Regions from separate parts of the Mus musculus genome. Here region 2 is linked to region 1. A link is a loop called in an ENCODE intact Hi-C map of the cell type or tissue named here. Cell type or tissue: heart. All regions are shown on one strand. Links, peaks and the distances in the headings refer to the core of each region. The heading gives the core; the rest is flanking DNA.

Region 1 (8,329 bases), core at 38-8,037:
TCTTATAGTCAAAGTCATTTCCAGCATCAGTAGCCATATGGTCATCTATCTGCCCCTTAATTGTGTTTAAACACCACAGTCATCTTTGGAATGAGTTGACATGCTCTTATAATTACCTTGATTGAAGTACCACCCAGCCATCCACAGCATTACGATGAATACAGGATAAAACTCCAAAGAGTTTTGCCTGGGGGGGGGGGACAAATAAAGATGAAACTTAATCCATGAGGAAACACACACTAATGTATTGATTTTCCATCTACAGGTGGGCGTTCCATCAATTCAAGCAAAAACAATACAAGAACTTACATCAAGAATTTAAAAGATCCTTCCACTTAAAAGGAGTCTTTAGACATGAGATTCAGACATTGCTCAAACCACAGAGCAGGACCAAGAATCATTCTCCTATACCCAAATGGTCACAGTGAAGTGCACCATGGCTCAGATTTTCTAAGAAACAGGCCTCCAGAGCCTAAAGAGATTTCCATACCTTCTCAAGCAACCCAAGAGGCTACTCAATTCACATTAAACATCTTTCTTCTTAAAAATCCTCTCCCACCCTCAGCTTCCCACTTGAGTCTTTAAATAATTCCCCTGAAAGCTTCTAAAAGAAAAGAAATGGACACACTCAATTCCCATTCTATGCAGTGGGAAGGTAAGTCACAAAAGCCATCCTTTTAAGAGCACCAACAGCTCTTGCAGGGGATCCGAGGTCAATCCTAAGCACCCATGAGTCTGTAACTCCAGTTCCGGGAGATCTGATCCTCTCTTCTGGTCTCTGTGTGCACCAGGCACACAAGTGCTGCATACATAGATCTGCATGGAGGCAAAGCAATCATAGACATGAAGTAAAAGTTAAAATGAGTGGACAGTAACGTTCCATTGCCTCTATTTGTCGGAAAGTCAGATGGAGATTTTGATACTATTTCTAGCCCAAGGAAATAGTTCTCTGGGAGCTACAGTTAACCTAGCAGACAAGGGGAAGGTGAGGTGTGGTAGTGACTGGGTTAACTCTAATTTATTAGCTGATAGCTCAGCCAGAGAAGACAGTCTTCTCAGTGCTCGTCTGAGCAAAGTTAAGCAAATGAATCCTGCTGCCGAATCCTGAAGCATGCATGGAAAGTCCTAACCTCCCCGACATAACCATCGAGAACCCTTTGCTCTCTGGGGGCCTGAAATGGGCAGTGTTGATCTCGAAATGCTTCCTTCCCTCTCTTCTCGCCATCTCTTTAAGGCCCAGCAGGGCACCAGTGGCCAGGCAGCTCTCCTCCTCTCCTCCGGAGCCTAAGCGGAGGCTCTAGCACCCAGAGAAGTGGCAAAGATGGTTTTCTCTGTGGCCCTGGCATGGCCCTGGCATGTTTTTGCATGTGATGGGTTTCTAAGTTTGTAAGTAGCTATGGGAGGCTAAGTGAAAAGACACTTTATATATTTCATAGGAAGAATAACAACAGTTAGCTGAAATGAAGACCCTGCTTCCCCGAATTTCCCTTTCCACAGAACCTTTTCCACAGAACAAAGAAGAAGAAAAGCACGGGAGGGTTGTACCCCTTTCCACAGTCAGGGCAATTTCCGGGCCCTTTCTGGAAACATCACCCAACTGGCCCATTCTTTATTAGGTTTCATGATACACCCTAAATTACTCTAGGACGGGAAGACTGAGTTTTCCCACATGTCCTTATTCAAAATTAGCTGTGACATTTTAAACACCTCGGAAGCATCATTCACAAAAGTCTATTTTCAGACTTCTCTTTGCAGTGAATTAATGACCTTGGTGTTGCATTTTGAGGAACAAAGAGATACTACACAGAGCCTCCTAGGCACCCCCAGTTTCACAGTAGGGAAGAGTCTGGGAACCTGTGGTCTCTTTGGGGGTCTGTCCACAGAGGCTGACACACTGATGTGTTTTTGTACCCCTGCATGAAAGAGGGAGGAAGTCTCTTGGAAGAAAAGAGAAACAAGAGCAAAGGGCTGGCGTGGGTCTTCCCTTGTAGCTCAAGCTGGAGAACTCCTTAATGGAGAACCGCCTGGTGTGGCTGGATCACCTTCAGGAAAGGCAGAAAGACAGTACCCAGTCTCAGGTAACAAGGCTTCAATGGAGAGAGAGCCCTGAAATCTCCCCTCCCTCCACTGAGCCCCTAAAGCAGCCCCGGGATGTGGTCCAGTGTTTGGTCCAGGTCACAGCACTGTTCATCATTGAAGGAAGTCAGGACAGAAACTCAAACAGGGCAGGAACCTGGAGGCAGGAGCTGATGCAGAGGCCATAGAGGGATGCTGTTTACTGGCCTACTCAGCCCGCTTTCTTATAGAACGCTAGATTACAGCCCAGAGATAGTGCCACTCACAATGGGCTGGACACTTCCCCGTCAGTTACCAATTAAGAAAATGCCTTACAGTTGGATCTTGTGGAGGCATTTTCTCAATTGAGCTTCCTTCTCTTCAGATAACTCCAGCTTGTGTTGAGATGACATAAAAGTAGCCAGGACACCCAGGTATGGACAATGCTCCGGACCCCAAGGACAATACCAACTGCACTGAGACCAGCCAGTTGCTTGAAGCTGGAATGATGTCACTGGGAACACTGCCAGCTCCCAGAAGTCATCAAAAAAAAAAAAAAAAAAAAAAACAAAAAAAAAAAACAAGAACATTGTGCTAAGATATGGCATGAGCAGGGGGTAGTTAGAGGCCATTGAAATCAGGCAAGAATCGACTGTAGCTCTGTGTATGCTCGTGGAAAGGCAGGTTACTTTGTATTTCTTCATCTTTATCCCCCCAAGAAATGGGTCCCTGTCCTCCTATTACAGGCAGGAGTCACTCTTGGGCTCACTCAACCTCAGACCTTTGCAGACATGCCTCAGACTTTGGTTCCTCTAAGATGCAGTGTATGGGTCAGTCTGCCACAGCAGGGAAGGCTTGACCACCTGTGTGGAGCAAGTGGCTATCCCCTACCCCCCACCCACCCTCACCCCCACCCACCCCAGCTCCTCAGTCAATAAGCAGAAAGAGATGGCTGCTGTGTTTAGCTGGCTTCTTTCTTTGGTACCTTCAATTTAGTCAGAGACCACAGCCCATGGGATGGGTCTTTCCTCTTCAGTTAAACCTCTCAAGAAACAGCCTCGGAGACAAGCTCAGAGGTGTGTCTCCTAAGAGATTCCAAATCCAGTCCGTTTACAGCGATGAGCCATCCCCTGCATCTTTGTCTGTTTCTCGTCATCATCTTTCAGACATCAGAAGTAATTCTCTGGCTGCCAGTTGGGGGTCTCTGCTATTTGTGGCTGTCTACCTGGTAGTATTGCTTCACCTCGAAACACCTGGAGCCCCATTCTGCCTGCTCATTACCACCTCCACCCTGTGACCACACCCTCTCCTGCCAGCAGCACCTCTGAGCCCGGAAAAGCTCCCACAGCACGATGACAAAGCGCAGTGTGCCCTGCGGTAACCGCCAGCGTGAACAGATACACTCAAGTTAAGGGGACCAAATTCTGAAAACTCCCCCACTAACTAAGCTATCAGCTGCTAATTATTTTCACGGACAGGGCAAACCAATATGGAAACAATTTTAGCATCTTTCTAGCTACCTAGACAGCTACACTCTATGCTCTCCTTACAAGGTTCCATAGGAAGATTCCTGTGACCATTCTTCATGACACAGTTAATGATCATCACCTGTCAAATACTCGCTCCCCTCAAATATCCACGGGGGGGAGACCAGCTGTGTCTAGTCATTTTCTGATCACAGCCTCCACGGTGCAGTAGCCCTGACATCCTGTATAGAGGCGGGGGAGGTTGCAGTCACTGTTATAAGCAGATGTCACCAGGGGCCTGGAATTCCACACCAGGAAGAGTAACTGGAAAGGTCTTCGATAGGGGGCCAGTAGGGGGAGCAAGTGTCCTGCTTGGCCTGGACTTGAGATGTTATCTAGAAGGTGGAACTTCAAGTTTTGAAGCCAGTACAGTCCTGATCGGTTGCCCTGGTTTGTCCGGCGCCAAAATGTTTTAGGAGACCTGAGGCTTAAGGGAGAGAATGGCAAAAGCCAGAGAAAAGCTGAGAACTCTGGGTACCGCCGTGGTGATCACGTGCGCTCAGCGTTCCCCCACACTGGGTGGAGCAATGGCTGCAGACTGGGCCTTGCCCGGGGTGACTCCAGTGAGTGGGCAGCCTTCGGCTCCGTGTCTAATGCACACACAGAAGGAAGTAGTCCGAATCCATCCACAGACACTGTGCAGCACGGCCCGCGTGCACAGACTGAGGAGGGCAAATGCACCCCCACAGGTACAAAGGGAGCACTTTGATCAAACTAGGGCAGGGCCGTGTGTGTGTCTGCACAGATCAAACCATATTATAAAACACAGGCTCAAGGCTTCTCAGTCACAGGGAACCACTGTAACACTCTCTCCTGGGCCTCATAAAGACGGAGTCCTGCTACTGCTAGGACCGTAGCTCCACTCAGCAGTCATCCAAGTGTCCACTATGTGCATCAGGGACCCACAAGCAAAGAACTCCAGCTGTTTCCTGGACTTCAACATGGCATGATCCCTATTGCATCAGACAGTCCGTGCCCACTCCAGTTGTGTGTCACGCCTACTGCCTTACACCTCTGGGGCTCAACTGTGACCCCGTGTGACACAACTTCCATTGTGTTAAACCTCTGAGAGTTTGGGACACTCAACTAGGAAACAATACTGTATGTGTTATACATCACACAGAACAAAAGAGATGGGATTCTAAGAACGAATGTGAATAGAAACTGCAGCAGTGCCCTCCCCTCTCTGTGGGCTACTTAGACTGCAGGAGCAGCTCGCAAGTCACAAGTTGTAAGGGACAGGGAAGAGTGCATTCTGATAACAAATAGTACAGCGAAAACAGATAACAGATACAGATTAACAGGAAGGTTAGGGTTAAAACAATAAAGTAGGGAACACCAAGGAAGATAAATAAGAGGGCCAGCAACTAAGAGATAACCAAGTAGATAAGGAGAGAGGGAGGCCAGAGCTCAGAGCTCTGAGCCGGTGTCAGCAGGCCAACTGGCTTCCCTGAGACTCCATCCCCACTCCATTCTTTGGAGAATATATGCAAGGCATGGTTGTCCTGTCATATGACAAACAGTCTACTATTAGGTAAAAAATGACTTCTAACCAGTAATGTCTACCTAGTCTAGAAAGGAGACCACCACGCAGATCACAACATACACAAGACTACGGCCCCACCCCTGGGGGAGAAGAAAGACTGTAGATTCATCTTGGCAGCTGTGATACAAGGTAAATAAGGGAACAATGAAAAGACAGTTTAGTTAACAGCCACCAAGACACCTATAAGGCCAGCGGCTAGCAGGATAAGGGCCAGATAGTCAAGGTCAGCTGCTAATAAGGAATAAGTCAGAGACAGACAGAGTGGGGTAGGGCTTCCACCACCCTTGACTGGGTGGGCAGTGAGCAAACAGTATTAGCATCTCCCACTTTGGGTCGGGGGGCACACAGAGAGTATGGGGGATTCTACTGGCTCTGACCATGACAGCCTGGAAAACCAACGCAACAGAAATTACATTAGTCATTGCCTCATTTCTACCGAAAGTCCTATAAAAACTGCTATACAAAACAATTTAATAATGTTTTTCCCTCTCTGGGGACCACTCCCACTCTCAGGAAGTTCTCTCACTTTTTCCTTACTGACACCCTCCCCCCAATAAAGCCCATATCCCTTTGCTTACCCCGCATCTGGAACTCAAGAACCACTGTCTTCGGGTTGGATTTTGTTGACCATGGATTTTCCAACACCCACTGTGGTAGTTTAAAGAGAGCACACACACACACACACACACACACACACCATCCCCACCCCCCTAGGCTCATCTGTTTAAATGCTTAGTCTTCAGTTTGGTTGAGTGTTTAGGATGAGTTAGGGGGTGTGGCCTGGTTGGTGGTATGTCAATGAGAGTGGGTTTTGAGGTTTTAAAAGCCCATGTCAGGCCCGTTAGCTCTCTCTGCCTCCTACTTGTAGGAGAAACAAGCTCTTAGCTGCTACTCTAGCGCCATACCTGCCTGCCTGTAGCCAAGATCCCAACCATGGTTGTTGTGATGGTTTGAATATGTTTGGCCCAGGAAGTGGCACTATTTGGAGGTATTGCCTTGTTGAAATAAGTGTCACTGTGGGCGTGGCCTTTAAGACCCTCATTCTAGTTGCCTGGAAGTCAGTATTCTGCTAGCAGCCTTCAGATGAAGATGTAGAACTTTCAGCTCCACCTGCACCATGCCTGCCTGGATGCTGCCATGCTCCCACCTTGATGATAATGGACTGAACTTGTGAACCTGTGAGCCAGCCCCAGTTAAATGTTGACCTCATAAGAGTTGCCTTGGTCATGGTGTCTGTTCACAGCAGTAAGTAAGACAATTGTCATGAACTTTGACCAACTGGAACTTTGAGACCCAATAAATCCTTTCTTCTATACATTGCCTTGATTATGGTGTCTTATCACAGCAATTGAACAGTAACTAAGACACCCTAAGTCCCTGAGTCATGCACACTTGGACCAAGGAAAGTCCTGCTGTTCTCAAAACTCATTACTTAGGGTGACCCTCTTGGTGGGAGGGAAGCCTCTGATATGAAACTTTTTTCAGCATCTCTTCTAGTTAATAGATTCCTGAACATACAACGTGAACTTCTGCATGTAACAGCCTCATTCTGGAAGCTGGGGGGGGGGGGGAGCATACTCAAAGCTGGCCAGCCTTAGAACCTTAGGAAAGCTTTTAAAAATAAAGACAGGCCAGGCATTTCAATGAGGCTTTTAAAGATCTTTCCCTCCCCCCTCTGTTTTTGCTGATTCACTCTGACTCAGCAGATGCAAATTCACAGGTGTCAGGGCCTGGTCTGTGAACTTTGGGAAGCAAGAAGTCCTGTGAATTATGACTCTAATCAGAAGGGTCAGAGCGACAGCTTATCATGCTCAGAGAAGGCCTCTGGGTGGGATAAGGGTTACAGGAGTTCATGTATAGGTGGAGACATGTCTATAGGACAGGTTATATGGTGATCCAGACTGTAGTCCCAGCACTCGGGAAACTGAAGCAGGAACTCCAGCCCAACCTGAGCTACAGAGTGAGTGAAGGGACTCTGGCTAGCTCATGCGTGGTGAGCATGACTCTGGCTCGCCTTGCCCTCCTCTCCCATTCCCTCCCCCTTGCTAAAATACCGTTATTCCTAAGGCTAACCACAAAGGTCCATTCCCTTATTTGGCCACTTCCTCCTCCTGAGGCTGACTACCATGGTCCAGCTATCAAAATATTAAAGTCTGACAATCAAAAGCCCCCTTTGGTTCACCTAATTAACATGCCCAATTAAAGTTAAACAACCTCATCCTAGCACAGTGCTTCCCTCTTTAGCTATATAGGCGGCCATTTTCCCATGTGCCATGTCTCTGTCTCCTCTCTATCCAGAGGCAGTCCTTTGTCCCACACTAGGACAAATATTCCTTCCCCCTCTCTCTGTTCCCTTCTCCTTCCTCCTCTATCTCCTGTCCTTGTCTCTTTCCTGCCTCTATTTCCTGCCCTCTGTCCCTCTGGGGCAAATAAATCCCCACTTGGTCTTGTGGGTCCTGAACCAATACCGATCCTAGCAATAAGCACCTCAAAAATAAGAATTGGTTACTTAATTGACTGAATTATTCCTTGTTGGGTAAGTCACCTGCAGGAGTCAGCAGGAGGTGTACCACCGTGTCAGCAGGGCCTGATTCTAACCACCACGAAGCAATTGAATGGCTGATAGAAGCCAGATGAACATGCGAGGAGCCACTACCTACAACTCTGCTCCAGATCCCCTGCCTGTCACCAGCCTCACCACTGAATCACTCATGATCTTGGGCATCCTCTTTATCCACCTTGTCACATGACCACAGCACCCCATGAAGAGGACCATGATGTAAGGGCAGCACCCGGAGCCCCTCCACATCCGTATGAAGCATCCCTAACATATGCAGCCAAGCCAATAGAAAGCATCTGCCAGGTCAGAGCTCCGCAGATCTCCACAGACAGTGTCCGGTACACAGACCAGCGGTAAGCTTCCTTAGAGATGCTCGGGCCAGAGAGCTTGCTCACTGGGTAAGAGTACACAAGCACAAGGACCAGGGTTCGGATCCCAGCACCCGTGTAGAAAGCCTGCTGTGGCCGTGTGTGTACCTCCACCTTCAGCACTGTGAAGACCACACACGTGGTCTACTTGGGCTTCCTGCTGCCGGCTCAGTGACATGCTCTGTCTTAAAGGAATAAAGTAGAGAATGATAGAGCTGAACACTTGATATGCTCCTCTGGCCCTGTACACACACACACACACACACACACACAC
Region 2 (8,329 bases), core at 113-8,112, 160 kb after region 1:
AGGAAAAATGTTTCTGAAACAAAACTTGACAAATATTTGTAATGAAAAGTAAACTTAAAGATTGCTATAATTGCGCTATAGAAACAATGCAAGTATTAAACAAAATATACAATCTCCTGTTGTCAGTTTTGTTTTGTTTTGTTTTGTTTTTTAGTTGTCTAGGCAAGAAAAGCAGCAACAGTGCCCATAGACTGTGCCTTCCTGTGTATTTAAATTACTAAATGAACTTTACATTGGAAGTTTGTTTAGAAATTCTTAATACAGGGATGGGGCCAAGGTGACTCAGTGGTTTAGATGACACACTGCCTGGGCCTTTGATCCCAACACTTGGGAGGAAAACACAGATCTGAGTTTGAGGCCAGCCTGGTCTACAGAGGGAGTTTCAGGACAGCCAGGGCTACACAGTGAGACCCTGTCTCAGAAAAACAAAAACAATCACAACAATAAACAAAAAAGATTACACAGTGCTCACTGCTCTCCCAGGGGACCGGGGTTGCCAGAACCTGTGTCCGATGGCTCACAGCTGCCACTCCAACTCCAGGGATCCTCGGGGTCATGGCCTCTTCTGACCTCTGCAGCTCATGTGCACGTGTGCATATAACTTCCCATAGACACACACTTATCCACTTAATTAAAAGTAAAATGGATTGGGCTGGAGAGATGGCTTCGTGGTTAAGAGCACTGACTGTTCTTCCGGAAGTCCTGAGTTCAATTCCCAGCAACCACATGGTGGCTCGCAACCATCCATAATGAGATCGGATGCTCTCTTCTGGAGTGTCTGAAGGAAAATGGTTCTTTAAAATAAAATCTTAAAGATCTTAAGACCAGCTTAGATGGCTCAGCAGGTAAAGGTGCTTGCCACCAAGCCTAATTAATGGGCTGAACTCAACTCCTGGGACGCACCCAAAAGATGACAAGAAAAGAACCTACTCCTGCAAGTTATCTCTGACTGCCACATATATACTGTGGCACAGATGCCCCTTGCCAGTAATCGCAAAAGTTTAGCTTTAAAAAGAGAAAGCATGGGCTGGAGAGATGGCTCAGTGGTTAAGAGCGCTGTCTGCTCTTCCAGAGATCCTGAGTTCAATTCCCAGCAACCACATGGCTCACAACCATCTGTAATGAGATCTGATGCCCTCTTCTGATGTGTCAGCAACAAGATGCTCATACAACACTAAGTATTTTTTAGAAAGAAAGGAAGGGAGGGAGGGAGGGAGGAAGGAAGGAAGGAAGGAAGGAAGGAAGGAAAACATTTCCCACAACCCCTTTCTTCTTTTCTAGGAGAGCAGGGACTCTAGGCTCCAGCAAGTTAGCCATAGCTAACAAGGATACTCACTCCCCACCGATGACAAGTGCTCAGGGGTCAGTGTCTTCCTGGATGTGTAGGGCACACGCTTACTTATGGCAGAATGTAAAGCCATGTTCATCCATCTGACATCTCTTTAGCTTTCCATATGGCAGGCCCAGAGGCTGTCTGCAAGTGGGAAGCAGAGCGTTGATTAACAAGCCTCACAGTGACCAAATGTGCGCTCCTGGGTAGGCTTGGGCGAAGAAGAGTCAAGGAGCTGGGGAAGGGCTGAACCTTGTAGCTCAGAGCTTTCCTGAGGGTGAGGAAAACAAAAACAAAAAACATTCCAGGCTAGGGAGAGACACCCATCCCCTACCCCCCGCCCCCCGAGCCTGAAATAATTGTGTGTGGATTTCTCAGGAACCTTAGTAGAAGTCAGGGCTGGCAGCAGAGAGGAAGGAGTGGGCTGGGGTACCCAGTGAGCAGCTGGGAATTGTGTTCCTAAAGACCTGGAAGCCTTTTCCCAGAAAGCCACCCAGTGGAGTGAAGAAGCTATGTTTGTCTTCACAAAGCAATTTTGTTCAACTGAGCTTATTGCAGTTTTTAGAAACAGTCTTGTTTCGTTGGTTGGGAAGTATTTTAAATCACATTTATTTGCTTACCAGGAAGAGGGATGAGGTGAGTGCATTTGTCCCGTGGAGGGTGGGTGTCGGTCCCTGTGGGTCAGAAGATGACTTTAACGGTGTTAGTTCTCCCCTTCAATCAGTTTCCCCAGGGATCTAACAGGGGCTGTCAACAAGCACAGCTACCCACTGAGCCATCTGGCCACCTCTCTGGTTTTCTGAGTCAGGGTCTGGCTATGTTGCGCAGAGTGGCCTCAAACTGTGGGCAGTCCTCCTGCCTCCCAGGTTCTGGGATGACAAGCGTGTACTACTACTACTACTACATCTGGCTCAGAAACACTCTTGAAACCATGTTATTCCCCAGACCTTCCTCCCCTGTGTGGTGTGAAGACTCCGGTGAAGATGGAGGCCCTCGTGGAAGTGGGGAGTGGTGCTAAGGAGAGGCAGAGCTCCAGGTGCTTTTCTTCTTAACTTTTTATTGGTTCTTTGTGGATTTCACATCATGCACCCCAGTCCCACTCACCTCCCCTTCCCCTCATACCCTTGCAACCATCCCTCTCCACACCCTGTGGGAAGCCACATGTGCCGTTGCAGAGTGGCACTGACTACTGCTGGCCACCACGCATAAGTTTGGACAAACAACCAATGTGTACATATGCAGTAAAGTCTTTTGCAAAGACACTGCCTGGCCCGGGCATGAAAATGAGGCTTTGAGAGTATAACCAATCAGATGTGAGACATGCAAATGAGGTATGATAATGAGGCTCTGTGAGGTACAGAGAGAGAGAGTAGCCAATCAGATGAGGAACATGCAAATGAGGCTTAGTGCATAACCAATCCGGGTGTGAGACACGCCTTTCCTAGGCCTATATAAGCAGCACCAGTTCTGGGCTCGGGGTCTTTTCGCCTCTGCAATCAAGCTCTCCCAATAAACGTGTGCAGAAGGATCCTGTTGCAGCGTCGTCTGGCGTGCGCAAGAACACCCCAACAAAAACATCTCATTGTGGAAGCTTTAGTGTTGTCACAGTGTACCCCACAGTATACCCTTTTGCCCACACTTCTTTGCTTGCAGAGTCCTTGGTCAGGTGACAAGGCCTCTGGCTTCTGCTACTCTATCAATTACTGGAACCTCAATGGGACTCCTCTTGGATATACTGTTGTTGCTCTGTATCATGGAGATCCTGCAGTTTTGGATCTGCAGGACCAGGTCCTTCACGCACTCCAGCAGTTCATTGATGGGGTAGATGCTGGCATGGGCCAATTCGATGAAAGCCCTGGATCTGGGCCTGTGAAGTATCTACCCTGGGCAGCCTGCCACAACCACACCATAAGGGCAAGCTCTACTGCCCCATCCAGGCTGGCTCAACCGATGCCACCACCAGCAAGGGCAGGGCCAACTCTCCCACTCATGCTCCCTCATGCCTTCCGGGCTGGCTCATCTGCACCCACGCCATCAGGGCCAGCTCTACTATGCTGCCCAGGCCCATTGCAGAACCCAGTCTCCTTGGGATGTAACTTACAATAGCAATTGCTGGACAATGGAGTTAGGCTTTTAAAATGCAGACTTGGGACTGGAGACTTGCTGATCAAATATGAAGATTTCAGTTCAGATCCCTAAGGACCCACATAAAAAGCTAAGCTGTGGCCTCCACCTCAGCTGTTGATCTCAGGGGTGGGGCAGTGACAAGAGGGCCACTTTGGGCTTGCTGGCCACCAGCTCAGCTCCAGGTTCAGCGAGGAGAAATCCTGTCCCAGGAATAAGGCAAAGGGTGGTAATGACCAATACCCTTTTCTGAACTCAGGAAGCTTAGAATATACACCACACACACATATAGACACACAAATGTAAGGTTTGCTAATATTTAGGTATAATGATAAAGACGAGGACACAAGTGTCAGTGGAGAGACACTTTGTCAGTGACAGTTTTCACATCCTGTGTGGCCACACAGGGAAATACAAGATTGGCGAGGAGACAGAGGAATCTAGAGCCGATTAGGGCAAGCGCTTTGCCTGTGTCTTCTGCAAGGAGGACGTTGAGTCAGGGGAAGCACACCAGGGCTGTATTGGCTCTGGGGTGCAGGACCTTCCTGAGTTCAGACCTTGGGGTGAAAATGACAGAAGGTATCCTAGGACTGTAAGGAGATCACCGGAGATGTATCCCCCCCCCCGCCCCCATTCCACCCACGCTGTGCTGCCTTGCATGTTTTCTAGGGTTTGTAGTCGTAGGAAGTGAGTTGCCCTGGCCAGGCAAAGGCTCCAGAGCCAGTCTCCAGAACGGAAAAGAAGATGCTGGGAATGAATGAAGAGTGAGCCCTGTGCTTGGAGTCTGAGCGACTGAAGTGAGGAGAAAAATGAAAGTTACCTCCCATCCGCTGACTCCTTAGGGGCTCCCCGGAAATTGCCTTCACCCCTAGCTTTTGCTTCCCAGACAATCCTTGGCTTTCTCTGTGGCTCAGCGCCCTCTTGTGGCGAGAGCTTATCCTCCTATCATTTCCTAAGGCCTAGTTCCTACGTGTCTTCAAAAGAAACACAAAGGCCAGGCACATACCACTTGAGAAGGGAAACAGAGGCTGGAAAATCAGGAATTCAAGTCACCCTGGGCTATATCAAGGCTAGCCTGGGCTACATAAGAACTTCTCAAAACAAAAAACACAACAAACAAACAAAACAAAGAAGAATAAAAAGGAGAAGTCTGCCCAGGTGTGGCTGAGTGGCAGGACTGGGGGGGTGGGGGGTAGGGGGGCGCGCACGCGCACGCCCACACACCCACCCACCCACACACACACACACACACACACACACACACACACACGTGCTCAAACACACACGTGCTCAATCATGCACACATCACAAAGGACAAAACCAACTTTACCTAATCTTTTTCTTAATCACCAGATTGAACTTTGAATAGCTTCGTAATTGTTTTTAAAGCCCATATTTAAGACGGCTAATAGTACATTTGGTGCCTACAGTAAACTGCATCAAACAAAGCTGGTTTATATTTAAAGACAAAGATTCTTTTGTTTGGTATGGTTTGGGGTTTGGGGTTTGATTTTCAAGACAAAGTTTCTCTGTGTCCTGGAACTCACTCTGTAGACTAGGCTGGCCTCAGAACCCAGAAATCCACCCGCCTCAACCTCCCAAATGCTGGGATTAAAGGAGTGTGCCACCACCATCCAGAGGTGTTTTTTTATTTTGTTTTGTTTTGTTTTGTTTTTTGTTTTTGTTTTTTTTAAGTCTCCAGGCACTTTAAGGTGCTTTAGCTAGAATGCAGTTATGCGCCCATTAGTCCTAAAGGCTCTAAACCCTGAACTTCCCTATGTCATCTTCAGTGCTCAGTCCCTGCTGCAGAGAGAGTCCTGGTTCATGGACGATGTTGTCTTCGCCTTCATCATATGCACCAAACACAAGGAATTAAATCAAGTTACAGGTAGTAGGCAGCTTCATGGATTTCTTCTTGATTCCAGGCTCCAGCTGCTCTCTGGCAGAGAGCACACCTCTCTAAAATAGGGACGTCTTGGGCACCTGTACCCAGAGCTGGAGATAAGCAAGGCATGGCAGCACATGCCTTTAATCCTAGCACACAGGAGGCAAGGGGATCTATAGATGAGCTCAAGGCTAGCATAGTCTACACAGCAAGTTCCAGGGGTAACCAGGGCTACCTAGTGAGACAGTCATCTCAAAAAAAAAAAAAGCTTGAAATGAAAATTAAGTCAGGGATGGCCGGATGGCTCAGTGGGGAAAGGCACCTGCTGCTACTGTGGCACCTGGGGCCCTGTGTTCAGTCCCCGAGTGGAGGAAAGAGAGCACAGACTCCTGGGAGTGGTCCTCTCACCTCCACATGTGTACAAACATGCATGTACAAAAATAAATTAAAATGTGATTTAACATTTTAATCTCTCTCTGTGTCTCTGTCTCTGTCTCTGTCTCTGTCTCTCTCTCTCTCTCTCTCTCTCTCTCTCTCTCTGTGTGTGTGTGTGTGTGTGTGTGTGTGTGTGTGTGTGTGTGTGTGTGTGTGTTAGCATGAGTGTGGAGGTCAGAGGGCAGCTTGTAGAGGTTAGTTCCCTCCGATGTGTGGATCCCAGGGATGAAACCAAGATTGTCACAGCCTCAGCATCCCTGCTTTGGATGGCTGAACCATCTTGCCAATCCATAGGAAACTAATTTTAAAAATTCACAGTCCAGCTTGTCATTTGAGTGGGTTATGTATACCAAAGGAGGTAGCATACCCCATAGCAACGATTTTGCTTCCTAAGCAAGTAGTAAGATAGCTGTCATCTCTTGTTTATATATTTATACACGTGAAATTACAATTATACCACTCCACCTGAGTGCATGTGTAAGCACATACTTGTGCGTGCGCACATGTGTGTGCACAAGAACACCTCTTAGGTAGGTAAGGCCTATGATACCCCCAGCATGGGGCATAGAGCCGGAAACCTGACAGAAGCCGACCACTGGCTGTACTGCTTTCCCTTGCCACAGTCACCGTGGACCACCAGATTTGAGACTCGGCATCTCAGATTCAGGGAGAAAGGAAATCCACCCTAAGGGAGAGGAGAAGGGGGCATCAGAAAAACGAAGTGGGTTTTCTCCAGTCCTCCGTGCGGGTGTTGAGGACCACCCACCACCCATGAGCCTTATGAACCATTGACAACATTCCAGAGCTTGCCCTCCAACTTCAGTGGGGTCGGTGACTTTACACAGAAGATTTTTCAAATGTCGGGTCTCTTGAATTCTATGTTCAGCCCGTTAACTGCATAGAGTCACCTGGGCAGGACACACAACCCTGGAACTTTGCCTTCCTCTGGAGTCTAATAAGTGACGGGTATGGCAGTGTATGTGGGGAATTATGAGAAGGTTAAAGGTAAGCAGAAGGGATGACGGTAACTGTCTTGAAAAGTGCTCTCTGGGGGCCATATCAGGGCCCAAGCAGTGATACCTAACGTCACTAGAGAACAAGAAGAATGAGCGGCAAGCCAGCCGGATGGGATTGAATAAAATAGTCTTTCAAAGCCATCACAAGGTTTGGAATCTTCTTCAAGATAATACAGGGCTGGGAGAAGTAGTTGAGCTGTAGATAAAACCAGACTCGCCGTATGTGGAGAGCTGAGAGACCAGCTCATGGGGGAATTCATTAGATTATAATGCCCACTTTTATGATTTCAAATCTGGAATTAAAAAACACATGAAACAATTTTAAGATTCCCAAACATTATTAACTATAAACATACCAAGCTCAAGAACCATTGAGGCAAACATTACCTGCCATAATTGTAGCTGAGCAATTGCCTTTCTTTAATTTCCGGGGCCCAGCGACATCTAATCCGTATTGTGAAATGGATGGCTCAAGTTTCATTGAATGTTACACGACTATCACAGAGCCCTCCTCCAGTCCGATCCCCTTCTCATTAAGCTGCCCTCTGGCTGTCATTCTGCCTTTGGGGAAAGAGTGTTGGACATGTTAGCACAGCCCCACTGTCCCTATGGCAGTCACATTTCTCACTTAACTGTGACTACTCTGAGACTCTTGCTCTGAACATTGGTCCTACGAGTTTGGTTCATAGGTCTGTCCTCAAAAGTGGAACTATTCGTAGCACGCTGGCAAAGCATCCACGTTCTGTGCCTTTGAAGATCTGGGAAAAGAATGAGCCAAGGAAGGTTTTTCCAAGATGAACGTCCCCACTCGTATCCCCACCCCCAGCCCCTGTTCCTCTTTGTTCTCTGGCCTTCTATCTTTCAGACTTGACAAGTGTGTTCCTAACTCCAGACCATGACACCACTCATCTCCCCCAACGCTGTCCTCCAGTCCCTCACACAGCTTCTCTCCCACCTCCAGCACTCAGCAACCAGTCCTAGTGAGGAATGCCTTCTGGGTCATGCGTATCCCACACTGGCTCGCTCTAACATTCCGTGTTTGTTTTCCATTATTCTTCATGGCACATCTTCCACTGAGCACCACTGAGGCACAGCATTTGCTGCCTTACTGCAATTAACTAACCCTTTGTATGGTGCCCGAAACACTGGAGAGTCTCGTTCAATATCGACTGAACATGCAGATGAGTCATTCCTGGGATCTCCACGTGCAGTGATTGTTCTTCAGTGAAGGAAACTTGGGGCTGAACAGTAATACAACCAAAATAGACGGATGACATCCAGCAAGAGGTAATCGGGAGCCAGATGAGTGGCAAAATCAATCAATCAATCAGTCAGTCAATCAATCACTATAGCAGGAGGGCAATTGAAATAGGCTGAAACTGGAAAACAGTAGGAAGTGTGGAGCCATCACTCTGTGAACTACTGTGCTAAACATCCCGTCTGGTCTGATAAAGCAAGGTTGGGTTGGGAGGACAACCGTGTGGAGTCAGCGCCTTGGTACTGTATCAATTTGCTAAAGTCAATTTCAGTTCTATACAT

What was found. A loop is a pair of places that touch in the nucleus more often than their neighbours do. Peaks named below come from ENCODE experiments on the same cell type or tissue, not always from the same donor. Only the 100,000 strongest peaks of a DNase experiment are listed, where the experiment ranks them.
Region 2: a loop joins it to region 1, with 5 times the contacts of the local background. A loop is called at or near these places in 2 of 42 quality-filtered maps.

The regions. Positions count from the first base shown.
Region 1 is chr3:51,669,423-51,677,751 of GRCm38, reverse strand. Mgst2 (microsomal glutathione S-transferase 2) reads right to left here. Exons shown (of 5, transcript NM_174995.3): 3 at 117-187. Among named protein-coding and RNA genes, the nearest start is that of Mgst2, 12 kb to the right of the region's middle. In heart, for the core only: a CTCF peak has its summit at 3,881 (motif pointing right); no DNase peak of the experiment used is centred there; H3K27ac peaks cover 3,179 bases; H3K27me3 peaks cover 211 bases.
Region 2 is chr3:51,507,104-51,515,432 of GRCm38, reverse strand. Setd7 (SET domain containing (lysine methyltransferase) 7) reads left to right here. Exons shown (of 8, transcript NM_080793.5): 8 at 1-115. Gm36008 (a long non-coding RNA gene) reads right to left here and starts at 4,445. Exons shown (of 4, transcript XR_003954701.1): 1 at 4,275-4,445; 2 at 1,951-2,004; 3 at 1,337-1,474; 4 at 739-778. In heart, for the core only: a CTCF peak has its summit at 4,378 (motif pointing left); a DNase peak (open chromatin) is centred at 4,342; H3K27ac peaks cover 332 bases.